Linked DNA regions of Homo sapiens: region 2 is linked to region 1. Evidence: chromatin loops called from intact Hi-C (ENCODE). Cell type or tissue: endothelial cell of umbilical vein. All regions are shown on one strand. Each heading gives the region's core, and the rest is flanking DNA. Links, peaks and the distances in the headings are about the cores only.

Region 1 (7,861 bases), core at 2,593-6,592:
GAGGCAGAACTAATTGATGGTACCAATCACTTCCTAGAGCAAGATGAAGCCTGAGAAGACACAACTGGACTTGAGAGATCAGTTCCAGCAGAATAGGAATTTTCAAAAAGCCATGCTGTAAGGCGTAAAGAGTTAAGGAAATAGATAATAAGACAGAAGTTACAGAGCGAATAGACCTTTTTAAAGATTGATAGTGAACAAAGAAATAGAATAATAGCTAGAGGAAATAGCAGAGAAAAGAGAAGTCTTCAACATCAAGATGTCCTTGTTTTACTCAAATGCCTTTGATAGCTTCTCAGGGCCTTGTCTACTCTGGCATGCAGTTTTTCTTACCATCTGGTCCTAGCCTTTTAGCCAACTTCATCTCCAGAATTAGTCTTGAACTTTATAAAATTTTTTTTTAATTTTATTATATTATACTTTAAGTTTTAGGGTACATGTGCACAACGTGCAGGTTTGTTACATAAGTATACATGTGCCATGTTGGTGAACTTTATAAAATTATCTCTTACTGCCACTGTAATTGTTTACTCCCATAACCAACTTAAAATTTTTCTTGATGCCATTTTCCCCATCTGAAATACCCTTTTGTCCTAACTCTTACAATCTGGATAATTTCTAGCCTTTCCTCAGGATTATCTGTAATTTACATTTTATATTATACTGTTCCTGGTACAGTTTACAGTAAGCAATCAATGACAGTTGTAATGATGATAATAATGATGATTCTTTTTTTTTGTTTGTAGAGACAGGGTCTCCTATGTTGCCCAACCTGGTCTTGATCTCCTGGCCTCCAAAATGCTGGGATAACAGGTGTGAGCCACTGCGCCCAGCCATGATGATGATTCCAAACAGTTCAACTGATCTAGCCCACAATAGTGTTTATATATATAAATACAGGTATAAATGCTGAAATACATGTATTCTATCATTAGCATTATGTACATATGCATATATGCATACACAGAGAGATATACAGATAAACATTGCCCTTTTAATATTTGTTAAAGGACTTTTAATATTTGTAAAAGGGCTAGACAATGTTTCACTATCTCATATTTCTTTGTCTTGACTCTCAAAGTATATTCTAATTTCTTAGAGATCTAGGTAATGTCATATACCTTTTTCATAATCCTTACTTTTCTAGCTTAATGCATAAAACAGGCCACCAATGAATATCCATTTTAAGAATAAATTTACCTTCAGATTGTTGTTTAATTGAGCTCTACATCCCCAAATGTCTATTGTTTCTATTCTTTTATGTACTTTTTTTCTATTTGCTTGTTCTTGCCTGGGATATTTCCATAAATAGTTTATTTTACTGAATCTAAGAAACCATCGATTTTAAGATGCACTGTCATTTAAATCAGCTCCTGATTTTACGGTGTACCATCATTTAAAATCTGCCAGTTTTACATAACATACTATCATGTTATTATTATCACTTACAGGATGCACCCAGATTCCAAAGATGCTAAAAAGTGAAAATAAGAAAATATGCCTCTTAGAATTAATGCAATATGATAGTTAATCTAGGGAATATTTTACTACAAAATATTGGAAGCTTATTAGTTGACAATTATTGGGGAAACCTTTATTGGTTCTTTAAATAAAATGTGTATTTGTGGAGATAATAATTTCAAAGATGTTAACCTTATATCATTACCTCACAGTTATATCAAAATAAAGTACAGAGAAGTTCTAATGAAAATATATATTTAAATCAAAATAATATGGCTGAGACAGATTTAGTATCAATTCAGTAAGTGCCAATCAATTATAAAAAGAACTTTTTCTTTACTTTTTAAAATTACTATTGTCTATGAACTAGAAAAATTCTGAGTTCACTTTCTCTGTTGAAAACACATCCCTGACTACACTTTCTGTCTTTTCTCTCATATAAGTGAAATTTAAAAGTAACTAAAAACACTAATCACCTACAATGAAAATACTAAACATGTATTGAATTCATAGAGAAGCATGCATAGGACAAAACTAATGGAGAAATATCTTGATGTCATGAACCATTGTTCGTGATATGAAGATAGCAACGTCATCTCCTGTAGGAGACAAACCTAAGGTGGGCAACAGCTCATAGCCAGGGGAACTCTGTAGGGCCAATGAAACCCTGTTGATTCTAAGCCTTTTTTCCCAATATGAAAAGATATTTTTCTACGAATTATGAGACACATAAACAGTGGAAGATATGTTCCAACTGTACTAGACCAAACTTATTGAATTCTTCCTGGAAGTTAGCCAGATGTTAAAAGCACCCATATGGCCTGATGATTAACTGCCATCCAGAGAAGCAATTGTGCAGAACCTCAAGAGAATGGGTTCATCTGATTGGATGACCTGATTTCCTTTTGGGCTAGCAAGTCTTTCAGTAGCTAGACAAGACCTTCAGCCCATCTGCTGGATATTTCCCTGCAAATTCCAAGGAAAGCAGTTCTCAAAGGCTTAGTACAAACTAGGGAATCATTAAAGAGCCTCTGCAACTGCAAGACAAAATTTATCACCAAACTATGCCTTTACATTTTTCCTTTTCATACAATTTTATTTTTTCCTGAGTGATTTATTTAACTTATTAAACTAGATCAGGTCTTTCCTAGGCACAGAATTATAAAACATCAGGAACTACCTGCTGTAATGATTCCTTGTCTCCAGCAGGACTTTTGACATTTCCATAATAGTTTAAATAAATGCCACTTGATTGTTGAGGACCTGCCTTTATGTTTGCCAGATGTGAATGTGTCTTTATTAGTGCAAGCAAATCAACCAAACCAAAATTTTAATCTGTCTAATCAGCTACAGTTCTTTACATAATTCAAACAAACATTCAAGCTCTAAGAATACTAGTGTTCCTGTATTTCTGACCAAACAAACATCTGGATCTTAACCTGAATTATTAAAACAAAATATAGACACAGAATACAGTTTTTGAATGCTGTAGAGATTGAGGAAACCGTGGCCTGCAGGCCAAACCAGGTCTACTGCCTATTTTTGTATAGCCTACTAAGAATTTTTTTACATATTTAAATGGTTACTTGTAAATAGTTATAAAAGTACCTACATAATATCCTCATTTTTGTCTGTTGGCCTAGAAAGATTAAAACATTAACTATAGGGCCTTTACAAAATAGTTTGCTGACCTCTGCTATAGAACATCAAAGTTTATATTAGAAAGCTGTCTTTGGCTCTATGACTTTATTCCTGAGTGCTACAGCTGTAAAATCCATGCAAAATACACCCAGACTAGCAGCTATACAGCCTAAAACTACTGATTTCAAAGTCCCTGCAAAACAAATTACAGGCCTTCTAATCGGAGAAAATCCATGCTCATTCTACCTAGAGGCCAATATAATGAAAAATCACCAAGTAGTACGTGGACTCCATCGCTCTCAAATTCTTAAAGATTCAGTTATACTTATTTTTATTCTCCAGGACTAGATTCTGTAATAGGTCCTCTTAATAATTGATTTCTGTGAACTCCTTTTTCTATGGTTTATCAATGTAGGAAGTGGGGAAAGGAGACAGATGATTATCATGACATCCAAGCAACTCTCTCTGGTCATGATTATTAGAACCATGTTTTGTTGCTCCTTTCCTATGTCTTATCAGCCATGAGCTTTTAGGCTTATACTCAAAGGTATTATCATTTGATATTTCTTCCTAGCCCAGTATCCCAAAAAATCCATTGATTTTTATCTAGTTTTTATAAAGGACCAAACACTTTTTTATTTTTATTGTGAATTTTGGTTTGCTTTCTTAATAGATACCACTTTTGCAAGAGTACAAGACCTGTCTTGAATTGTTTAGCTAATAAAAACAAGAGCTATAATTAAAACAGCACAAAAACAACCTGGGATATGATAGGTAGAATTGCTCCAGACATACATACAGGCCATATCATTTAAAGTGTTGAGCAGAACCAGGATTTAAACTCTACACTGATGTCAGGTAGAATGTTAAAAATAGAATCAAATTGAATTATCCAACTCCCTAACACATACATATCCTAATAACTTATATTAGTAACAAGACACAGTGATGTTTACAATTCATATTCAATTTGGAGCTTAAAATATTTAAAAATTGAAGCAAATTATATGACGATGAAGCCTAAAATGTAGGACCACTAGGAAAATCTGGGCCTGTTTTATATGCATAATGAAGAGATGACCTTCAAAAAAGAAACAGAATATATTAAATCTAACAAGATAACATTATTTAGAAAATACTTGAATATGTGTAACTGCTTTCATGCCCTTGGGAAAAAATGTAAATACAACGTAGGGCAATCAAACCAATTTTGTTGCCATCTATGAGACAATCTCAACCTTACCAACATTAACTAGCCTAGATAGATACCAAATACAAGAAAATAAAACAAGATTTAAGATTCAAAAAGAAGTTTGAGACTTAGAATTGGCTGAAAGGTCACACATTTTATCACTATATGCTCATTTAATCAGCCACCAGTTTCTGAGCATGTGGAAGTGGTAATAGCAAATCTTTTCCAAGTGATCTCCTATATTTAGATGCTTTCTATTCCCTACATCAATAAAACAAAATGAGGAGAAAATCATTCAGGAAACAAGTTGCTCACACGGGCAAGTAAACTGTAAGAGACCTCATCAAACTTTAACCGCTATTTACTATTGAATTGCCAATGACACTTGGTGCCTCACATTCAATATTACACTTCATGGAATGTGTCCCTGTCTTTTGATAAGTGAAAAAGTAGTCATTAACCACAAAGAAACAATCAACTTGCCAACAGGGTGCTGCTCCGAATCTTAACAGGAAGAATTAAACATTCAAGTGGAAAATTTCACAAGATAAAAGGAAGAGTGCCACCTTCTGTTCTCCAAAGGAATGCTGGATTCATTTAAAAAATAAAAAATAAAAAGAAAGAAGAAAAAAGAAATAAAAGAAAAAGAAAATAACCAAGTCTTGAGCTCCAGCTGAGATTCTATTGAAATTATCTGAAATATTCCAAAAGAAAAAGGATTCTGCTTTAGAAAAATCATCCCCAAATCCTGAAAAATTATGTATTCAATAAAAGAAAGGTGATGACTGCCTTTCTTATACAAGTAACGTGATTCCATGTAACCCTATTTTTCTGTAAATAAAATACAACAGGACAATGTCTTTGTTTCCAGATCAGATAGTAGGAGACACCATTAGTGGTCTTTGCAACACCACTACATCACAGGTAAAGTTTCTACTTTATAAGAGTTCCCCTTCCTTAAGTTATCTGCTTTTTTCTTTGTTTGTGTGTTTTTTTAAATCAAAAAATATTCAATCCTATGAATAATAGGTACCACGTTTTCTGGAGTTCAAACTGATTCCTCAATTAAACACTGATGCTTATGATCAGAGCAGGTATATTTATCGTTATATTATGTAACCTGAAAGGGAAAAAATGCTTCACAGTGATTTTAATGAACCACTAAAAGATATTTCTTACACAGAAAAACACTCTTTTAAATATAGCTTTCTTAGTCTGTGTAATCATCAAGGTCATGAATGGGGTTTTTTACAAAAAGCTTTGAAAATAATTAGGTTGCTCTTTTGAAAATGAAACTTTGAATTTATGATATATGTGATATAATTATATTTGGCCACAAAAGAGTAAAGTGTGTGTTTATATCACCTGTATTTAATTACCTATACTCTCCCTTTAGCTGTGTGCTACTGTCTAGAAATAATAAACCATCATCTACAATTTTTAGCATTATTATATCTCAGTCTGCACTCAGATATCATTAATATTCAGGCCAGAATATCCATTGGCCATTGCCTGTGTGCTGCGCTATTGAGGTCCAGTGATCAAAATAATAAAGAACTGCGTGTTAACTGAAAGCAGAAAGTATTGGAATGCACTGCAGGTCAGAGAATAGCAAAAAGGGAGAAATAAAATGTTCAGTTTTGTTTACACTTATCATTGCAGAATGTGTACTTCTCCATGCACAGAGGATCATTCCAGGTAATGTTTTTAAGGGAATATTAATGTAAAAAGAAAAATACTGGAGAATTAGGGGATATCACAAATTCAAAGGCAAGCGTTAGTTTGTGGTTGCCTTTGTATGGAGACAGTTACTTCCATTCTCTTTGCAAAGTGGAATTCCTACATCAAACGCACTAAGATCTCTTTCTTAACCAAATCGTAATTTTAGGTTTTATAAAACTTAGCTTCAACATTGTCCTAAGTTCCTCAGTCTTGGTTTATGACAGCAAAAAGAATCAGAGAACTCAAGTGTACAAAAATGTATTTAGCATAATTTCTATAACTTTGACACCATATAATAGCTTAACATAATAATCCTGGCTTCATTTAAACATAGGGTTTATCTCCCAGTGCCCCCCTACTTAAAAAGTACAAATGATTCAAAAGAAAAAAATAAGAACTTTATTTAAGATACATACCCAAAGAGGATGAGAGAAGGCAACAGCAAAAAGAGAAGATAATTTTAAAAGCTATAAAGCTAAAGGACATGGAAAAATCTAAAACGCCCAGCAGTAACAGAATCTTTTTAAATTGTGGTCTAATCAAGCTATGGCACACTCTCACAGCAATGAAATGGATGAAATGGATTACAGCTACACACAACAGCATAAATGAACCTAATGATCGTAATATTCAGCAAAGAAGTAAGACCCAAATGATTATGTATAATCTATTTCCACTGATGTCAAGCTCAAAAAGGAGGCAAAACTAAAATATATTGCTTAGAGAGGCATTCATAGGCGGCAAAAAAAATACAAATGGAAGCAAGAAAGTTATTCACAAAAATATCGGGAGAGTGGTTGTTTTCAAAGGAGAGGGTAGTAAAATCACAATGGAATACATACAAGGACTTTTTTAGAGGCAGTAATGTATTACTTATTGACTCAGATGGTGGTTAAACTCCTATCACTTTAACATTGTTTGTTATGCTACACATGTATACTTTATGCTCCTTTCTATATGTGTGTTCTTTATCCTTATGTAAGGGCTAAAAGCAAAGGAGACAGATAAACGCAACAAACCAAAGCAAGCTAAAAGCTTATGACTGAGGGGCAGAGAGAAGAGATATGCTGAAAAGCAGGATTATTCTAAGAGCATAACTCCAGAAAGATTCAGGAGTTGGATAGATCTGGTACTTCTGAAGGTAGGAATAAAGATGAAACTAGAAAAGGAAGTATTTGAAAGTCTATGTAAGAAACAATGCACCCCTAAATCCCACATGTATCTGTGTAGTCAGGTGACTTCCCTGATTCATGCTGCCAGGGGGCTGAAGGTTGGAACAAATAATTCTGGACTCAGAGATCCAGACACTGATGAGAAGAGGAGCATGTACTGAAAACAAGAGAATTAGATGAAAGAAAACTGGTGCATGAATGCATCATCAGTCTCCATCCCCAAGTTGGCTTCTAGAATGCTGGCAGACAGGTTTATTTACTTCCACTCCCGGCCCAAGTAGGAGATGAGAAAGTTCTCTTGAAAAAGTGATAGCTCAAGAGAAAATTCGGGGTGCCCCAACAAAACAGAGAACTCTCTATTAATCACCCTGAGAAAAACCCAAGTCTAGACAAGTTTTGTTTAAGAACTACAGCTTCCAGTTTTTTAGGTTTTCACACTTAGAAATTACCAAGAATCCCCAAAGATTTGAGAAAAATCCCCTTCTAAAAAGGAAAAAATAGAATGAAGAAAGCAAACACACAAAAAAGAACTCAGAGAAAAACAAAAATAATGAAAAACAAAACAGGAGGAAACTTCAAATACCTATAATTAATATCCTCAGAGAAATAGAGAAAAATTGCAGCTGTATAATAAAATGGGTGAATTTTATAGCATATAAATTATACCTCAGTA
Region 2 (7,861 bases), core at 1,946-5,945, 560 kb before region 1:
AAGTGAGTTAAGACAGGGGGACTCTTTGAGAAGGGATAATAGTATTTTGCAATGTGAGAAGCACATGAAGTTTTGGAGGCACCAGAGGCAGAATGACAGTGTTTGGATTTGTGTCCACAACCAAATCTCATGTCAAATTGGAGGTGGGGCCTGGTGGGAGGTGACTGATCATAGGGTCAGATGTCCTCCTGTCTGTTCTTATGATACTGAGTGAGTTCTCATGAGATCTGATGGTTTAAATGTGTGTGGCAATTTCCCCTTTACTTTCTCTCTCTCCTGCCACCATGGTAAGTTTTGCCTGGTTGCCTTTCACCTTCCACTATGATTGTAAGTTTCCTGGGACCCCCCCAGTCATGTTTTCTGTTAGGCCTACATAACTGTGAATAAATTGAGCCTCTTTATCAAATATATAGTTTGCAAATATATATGTATATATGCCTAGACTCTTGTGAATACAATACTCTTGTGAACACAACCAATATATTTCTGGTATGGTTCTTGTTTACAGGTACCAAGACAGACCTGATCATAAAACCAATAACAAAGAATGTCAGAAGTCTTTTACATGGAAGAAGAAAAAAATGCGAGCAAGAAGGCCTAAGAAAGGAGAGGTTTCAATAGACGGTACACTCGGTTGTTCCCTTAGACCACCTTTGTTAGTCTTCGCCTCAAAGAAAAACATTTCCACTGAAAACCACATAATCTGGTTTAACAGATTAAATATATAAACTATGATGTGCTGGGAGAACTTCAGCTTTTTTTCCTAGCACTCACCTGATCCCAGAGATCTTATTCCAACATCTTAAACAGAAGTTAATAATTCTTTATTTGATTTAGAGTTTCAGATTCACTCTAAAGATCTGAGGACATCAGTTTAATTTTTAGGCTAACCTTTTTTTTTTTTTGAGATGGAGTTTCACTCTTGTTGCCTAGGCTGGAGTGCAATGGCACAATCTCGGCTCACTGCAATCTCTGCCTCCTAGGTTCGAGAGATTCTCCTGCCTCAGCCTCCCTAGTAGCTGGGAATACAGGCGCCTGCCACCGTACCCAGCTTATTTTTTATATTTTTAGTAGAGACAGGGTTTCACTGTGTTGGCCAGGCTGGTCACGAACTCCTGACCTCAGAAGATCCACCCGCCTCGGCCTCCCAAAGTGCTGGGATTACAGGCGTGAGCCACCACGCCCAGCCTAGGCTAATCTTAAAATACAACACATAAGCAAAACCTATTTAACAAGGGCAAAACTCACAAAATGAATTTAATTTTCATTTACAGTCCATTCTTAAATTCATATCTCTAGCCCTATCATTTTCTATGAGTTGTAGATCTGTTTATTCTGGGGCCCACATGAGATTAACTGATTCTAAACCATTTGAGATTCCATCTTATGCAGGAATTAATTTTTTTCTCTCCTCCTAAAAATGATACATTATCGTTCTTCCCTAAATAAGTGATTGACACTATAAGCACAATTCCTCAAATCAAAAAATTAGGAGTCTCTATTTTGACTAATTAGTTATTAAATATGTCAATTTAATATTATCCATGTTTAATGCTTAAATATACTTGTATCTATCTTCTTTTTCCTCTCTGGCCATCATCCCATTTTTTCAGCTATTATTAGCCTCTCATCTGGACCTCTGTCAAATACACATATGATTTGACTCTACCTATGGCTTTTTTTCTTCTTACACCAATCTTCAGTGCTGACACACAGGATACAGGATGTTTTTAGATATGTTCTCTCTCTCTGGAGTACTGTTCCTTTCCTTGTTTACTTTGTTACCTCTTTTTCCTTTTTTTAGATCTCAAATAAGTTGTGACTTCCTCTGATAAATCTTTGGTAATTTCCAGTATAGTGTTAGCTAACCTCGCTTTCTGTTAGTTACCATACCACCATTTACCTCTCCTTTGTAGCAATTGATACAGGTGCAATATCATAGTTGTTTAGAATATTTTGATCAATGTTTACACCTACTATTTTATAATAAAGTCCATGAAAGAAAAGAAAAAATAAGTTGCATTTGTTAAGAATTTGTTTCCAGTTTTGATCAGTGTTATTACACTTTCTACCTTAGCAACTAACTGTTTTGGAATGAATATGTGAAGTTTTGTTGACAGGTAACAGAGAAAAACAACACTAAGAGCCACAGCCTGGCTGAGTACAATCTGCTTGTCCTTCATGTTGCAAAGAGCTGTCAGCCTGGCCCTCAATGCCTTGGTGTTCTCTTGGTGAACATAAGGCATTTCACAGAATATCATCAAACAAGGCCACTCTGTGACCATAATAGATCAATAAGAAAAAAAAAAAACAAAACTCTGTGTAATCAAGTCTGACAACTAACAACAAACATTACTATTTTCCTAAGCATAAAAATAACCAAATGATAGTTAATAGCTTGAAAGCTGTTTCTTTGCTAATTTCATTTGGCCTCACTCTAATCCTCTTTCCTTCTAGATACACATTATTGTTATTCCCAATCTAAATTTACTCTCGCTTCCGAACAACACATAAACTATAGGCAAGCTATGCTTCCTCTATCACTCCCAAATCACCTACCACAAGTTTAAATCTTATACATCCTTTCTAAGATTCCCTAAATGAGAAGCCTCATTATTCCCTGTGGAGTGTTTCTTACGGTCTTTGGCTGGAGAGTATTGGCAGAGGCAACTTAAAAACCTGTATGGATTTCAAACACAGTACAAATTCCACTTGTGCTTTAAGTATACTGACACACACACACACACACATATCCATATTTGAATGATACAAAACCAAATTGACTTGATGTAAAATAATAAATTAACAAGATAATAAAAACTGTCTTTATAATGTATTATACTTAAAGCATGCTAGCCTCTTACCTGCTTAACCTCATTCAATTCTTAAAACAATGGTATAAGGGAGATGTTTACCATATTTATTTTATATATGAGGAAATACAGGTTTTGCTGTAAAATCTGAAATTTTTGACACATTTGGAAATTGTATATTGACTGTCAGATTCTTGAAACAGTTTTAACTACTAAACCACATTGTATGCATACTTAAGTCATGCTTATGAATTTTCTCTTTAATCTGTGCAATTTCTATCTCATGACCAAATATCTGAAGTCTAAATAAAGTGGTATGTAAAGTGGTATAAAGAAAGTAGTGGAGAAACAACACCAAGTAATTTAAACTGCACAAATATTTATAGGATAAGTACTATTTGCTAAGTATCAAATAAAAGGTCTCAAATCTCAAGATTCTAGGATAACAATAAAAAACAAATATATAGATATTTATAATACAAGACAAAATATAATGTGTTATTAGGCAATTTTCAAGTGCTTTTACAATTCAAAAGAAAGGAGATATTTTACCTGGTCAAAGAATTTAGGGCAATTTATTTGGCAATCGTTGACTTTTAATTGAGCTTGAAAACTGCTTAGGGTTTTAATAGTGATTATATCTAGAGGAGAAATTGGGTATGGTTTTTGAATTTTCTTCTTTATAGTTCTTAAAATCTTACTGATACGATAGCTTAAGAGAGTAGTAGAATTTTTGACGGAATGAGTTAGAATAAGAATGTTTAACAAAACTGAAAGTTTTATTAGGCTAGGGATCAAAACTGTTTTGCTCACTATGGTAGCTACTACATTAAATGCATAGTGTATGGAGTACTAAATAAATAATTAAAATTATGGAAAAGAATGAATAACAGTGAGTTTGGGATGATGTGGAAGGCACTAAGGAATATTGAAGGTATAGGATAAATTTCTATAGTGGAGAGATTGGTCAGAATACATATCATGATTTTGAGGAGAAATTTGAATTTTTGCCTACGATCATTTCACTTAATAAATCATGAAAAGCCTTTGACTATTTTTAGTCAAAGTGTACAGAAATATAATAATTTCAAATATATGCCTTTTTAAATTTAAAATATATTTCAAAATATGGCTACTTGGCATACTGAGTATTTTAAGCTGAAGGAATTTGAGAAATGAACAGAAGCATGAAAGTCTCTCTGACCTTCTTCTATCAATTTCCCCTGAAGTAGGCCAGAAAAGAATTCTTTGACCTTTCTCTAAAGTGGGTCATAGACACTCATTCCAGAGGTGGTCCTCCTATATTCAGAGGAAAAGAATGTCCTTATCTCTAAAGACCACGCGATACAAAGAACAATCTGAACCAACTCAGATACACTGCTCAGTTCCCTGCGGTGTATTACCATTAGATCATTCCCTTTTGTCCTCCAATCATACTTCTACCTGATTGCTCATAAAAATATGCAGACTAATCTATTTATTTGGGTCTTCATTTCCGAAGGCTCTCATGTCCCATAAAACTGATATTTCTCTTATTATTTTATCTTTTATTATAGGTGTCTCAGCCATGAATTTGGCAACAAGTGAGAAAAAGATACACTTTTTCTCTCCTACATGTATATATGGTAAATATTTTAATAGCATAAATAGCATTACACACTCATACTGCAGTGAGCTCAATAAAAGTCAGTGAAGGATGGTGAATACTGATAACGATGGCTATGATGTTGACGAGAACATGATTAGACAGGTGTTTAATATGATAGTTTGTTAAGATCCACTTTAAATAGATTGACTTCTCAGAGACTTGCATGGATTGAGAACGTTAACTGGATGATAAATGCCTTGAGAATAAGACCCACATCTTAAGAATCCTTATAGACAGTAAAATTACGACTTGACTAATAGTCATTAAATGTAGAGGTAAATAGAATTTTTGTGAATATTAATTTCAAATCATCTCAAAGTATTCTGTGAAAATGGTGACTATTTTAGTAATAAACATTTCTTTAAGAAAACAATCTGTTTACTTAATATATAAAGTCAGTAATGTATATCATAGGAAGAATTTCTTAATTTTCATGAGTAGAGAGATTGATAACTGGAAACAGTGCTGAGAAGATATATTAATCTACAACAAGAATACTTAAATTATACAAGATTGTCAGATTTTATTTTAAAAAGAAATCAGTGATGGTCTTTCTACAAGTAATATAATTTAATTCTGAAAACAGAAAGACTGAAGATTTAAAATTTGGTAAATATTAATTAAGCAAATAATTCATATAGCTATGTTAATGACTACATAATGACAATGTTAAATTCATCTGAAAGATAAAGATCACAAATATTGATGGACCTATCAAAATTATAAAGATAAAAGTAAAATATTGATTAAAATAAGAGTGAGAAACTAAAAAGTCTACCAAAATAGCAGTGGATGATTCTCTCATGTATATCTCAGTTATTGATTATTGAACCAGAGAAGAAGGAAGAGAGAGAGCAGACAGGTGTCAGGTGGGAGAAAAAGGAGAAGGGGAAGAAAAGACATAAAGATTTAAACAACGTTCATGAGCTTAATGTGGAAGTTTAGAGTACATATGGAAATTTTATATAAATTTATTGCATAATTCTTTATATAGCAATGTAAAATTCAAATAATTTGTATTATACAGACTATATTTTCAGAGCACAATAAAATTAAATTAGAAGTTTATAATGAAAATTTAATGTAAAATATATATTTGGAATGTTAAATATATTCTATTTAACATACGAGTTAAAGAAATGATGGACTTTTAAACCATGTAGAAAGGAATTACAAAAAATCCATCACATCAAAATTTGTGTAGTAAGTGAAACTGATGATTTGAATAAAACCTAAAGCTCTGAATGTTTATACTATGAAAGAAGAATAACAGCAAATCAACAGACTGGGTTTTCAACTTAAGAATTAAGAAAGTAACAATAGAATAAATTGAAAGAAAGTAAAGGAAATGAGAAAATAATCAAAAGATCAGGAAACAGTAAACAACAAAACCAAAGTTATTTATTAAATTACAGAGTAGACATATTGATGACAAAATTGGTCCACAAAAATGATAGAAGACAGGGACAGTATAATGATTCAAAAATAGGCATAATTAAGAAGATAAAGAAAGGATACTAGAAGTAAATTTTACCAAAAAAAAAAAGGGAGAAAACTTTGTTGAATGTAAGTGACTAGTAAGAAAATATCAAGTTCTAGAGGAGTATATTCAATATGACAGCCTCTTTATAAATTCAAAACAAATGTTACATTTCTTCAGATATATATAAACATATTTAAACACATGTATATATGGTATATATGATATATTATATATACACATTAAGGTACATATAATAAAATATGTGTAGATGATAAAGCAGATTTTATATCAATTTATATGTGATATACATGGCATATGTTATATACTGTTATATATAATACAAACTTTCATATATATGATAAATTATACATATTCATTTGTGATATATGTATCCTATATTATAGATTATATATCATAACATTTACATGATAAAGCATGTATTTACATATCACATAATATATATACTTATGTATGCATATTAAACATATATACTTTTGTAAGCAATGGATTGATAAACAGAAAATTTCAGACAGTGGTTTCAGAGGAGTCAAGCAGTGGAAATACATGAGAGGCCAATAGACAGAGAACAGTGATAGGTATGGCTTTACTTCTTAGATTGTATGATAGGTAAAATACTGCAGATATATACATTACATTGCTAAATATTTTAAATATATTCTATATATGTACTCTAAATATATTAGCAAAATATATTCTGACTAATCTTCTGAACCCATAAAGAGATAATGGTACTATTTCTTACAGAAATAATGGTACTAATGAATCCCATTTGACAAAGAACTTTCAAATCCTTTATTATTTATTTATTTGTGTGAGCTGTTGTTCCGAAATGACCTTGGAGTCCACATAAGATATAAAAAACTAATTTGAATTACTGGGTGAGTCTCTGATTGCTATTGCTTATTAATTTGTCTGTAATTTATGAGAAGTGAGAAAGAATATTTAGCAATCCTGAATTGGTCAATTGGCTACAACACTACCCTTACATTATATAGTCTCCTTACTGGTAAAGTCCTTCCGGTGCTTTGTGGCTTCTCAAATAAGGTGAGTCTCAGAGTCTGTTCAAGTCTGTTATGCTGTGAAGATATATTTATATACTATATTTCTCAAGCCAAATTTTTTTTTGTTAAAATCAAAGTTAAGCTAAATTAGTTAATCTAAAGGAAAAAGGTATATAATTAGTGTATAAGAATTTGAATGGATTCAATATCAATGCACGGTAGGAAATAAAAAAGCTTAAAAAGTAGGATGATGGATTTCATGTGATTTTAAAAATCACATTTAAAATCAGGTCATCATTTAAAAATCACTTAAAATGGCATTCAAAATCAGGTCATCAAATACTTATCTGCTTATATTTGCCTTCAATTTTATTATATGTAATGCCATGGATGTCATTGATACAGTGAGCTGCTAATTCCTAGGCTAAGGTTAAATTGGAACTCACAAAGGGTTTATTTATTTTCCCTGAAATGGCTCTTTTGATCCATATAGCACTGGTTGCTCACTAAAGTATACCGACTAGATGGGAGCTATCTAGTTAATACATTGACTACTACAGTGAAATACATTAAAAGTCAAACTCACAGAAACACAGTAGGAGAGAGTTGGTTGCAAAGACTGTGGGGTGAGAACTATGGGAAGGTGTTGGTCAAGGACTGCAAACATTCAGTTATAAGATGAGTAAGTTCTTGGAGTCTAATATGCAGCATGGTGACTATAATGATAATACTAATAATAATACTTATTAATAATACTAATAATATTAATATAATTAATTAATAATACTGTATTGTATATTTAAAATTTACCAAGAGAGTAAATCGTAAGTGTCCTTACCACACATCCACAGACACATGCAAACTGGTAACTATGTATCTTGGTGGATGTGTTAGT

What was found. Hi-C counts contacts between places; a loop is a spot of excess contacts. Peaks named below come from ENCODE experiments on the same cell type or tissue, not always from the same donor. Only the 100,000 strongest peaks of a DNase experiment are listed, where the experiment ranks them.
Region 2: a loop joins it to region 1, with 12 times the contacts of the local background. A loop is called at or near these places in 1 of 110 quality-filtered maps.

What each region holds. Positions count from the first base shown.
Region 1 is chr5:99,166,424-99,174,284 of GRCh38, reverse strand. No RefSeq gene overlaps it. Among named protein-coding and RNA genes, the nearest start is that of CHD1, 240 kb to the right of the region's middle. In endothelial cell of umbilical vein, for the core only: no CTCF peak of the experiment used is centred there; a DNase peak (open chromatin) is centred at 4,734.
Region 2 is chr5:99,727,182-99,735,042 of GRCh38, reverse strand. No RefSeq gene overlaps it. Among named protein-coding and RNA genes, the nearest start is that of LINC02113, 200 kb to the right of the region's middle. In endothelial cell of umbilical vein, for the core only: no CTCF peak of the experiment used is centred there; DNase peaks (open chromatin) are centred at 4,190 and 4,652; H3K27ac peaks cover 1,142 bases.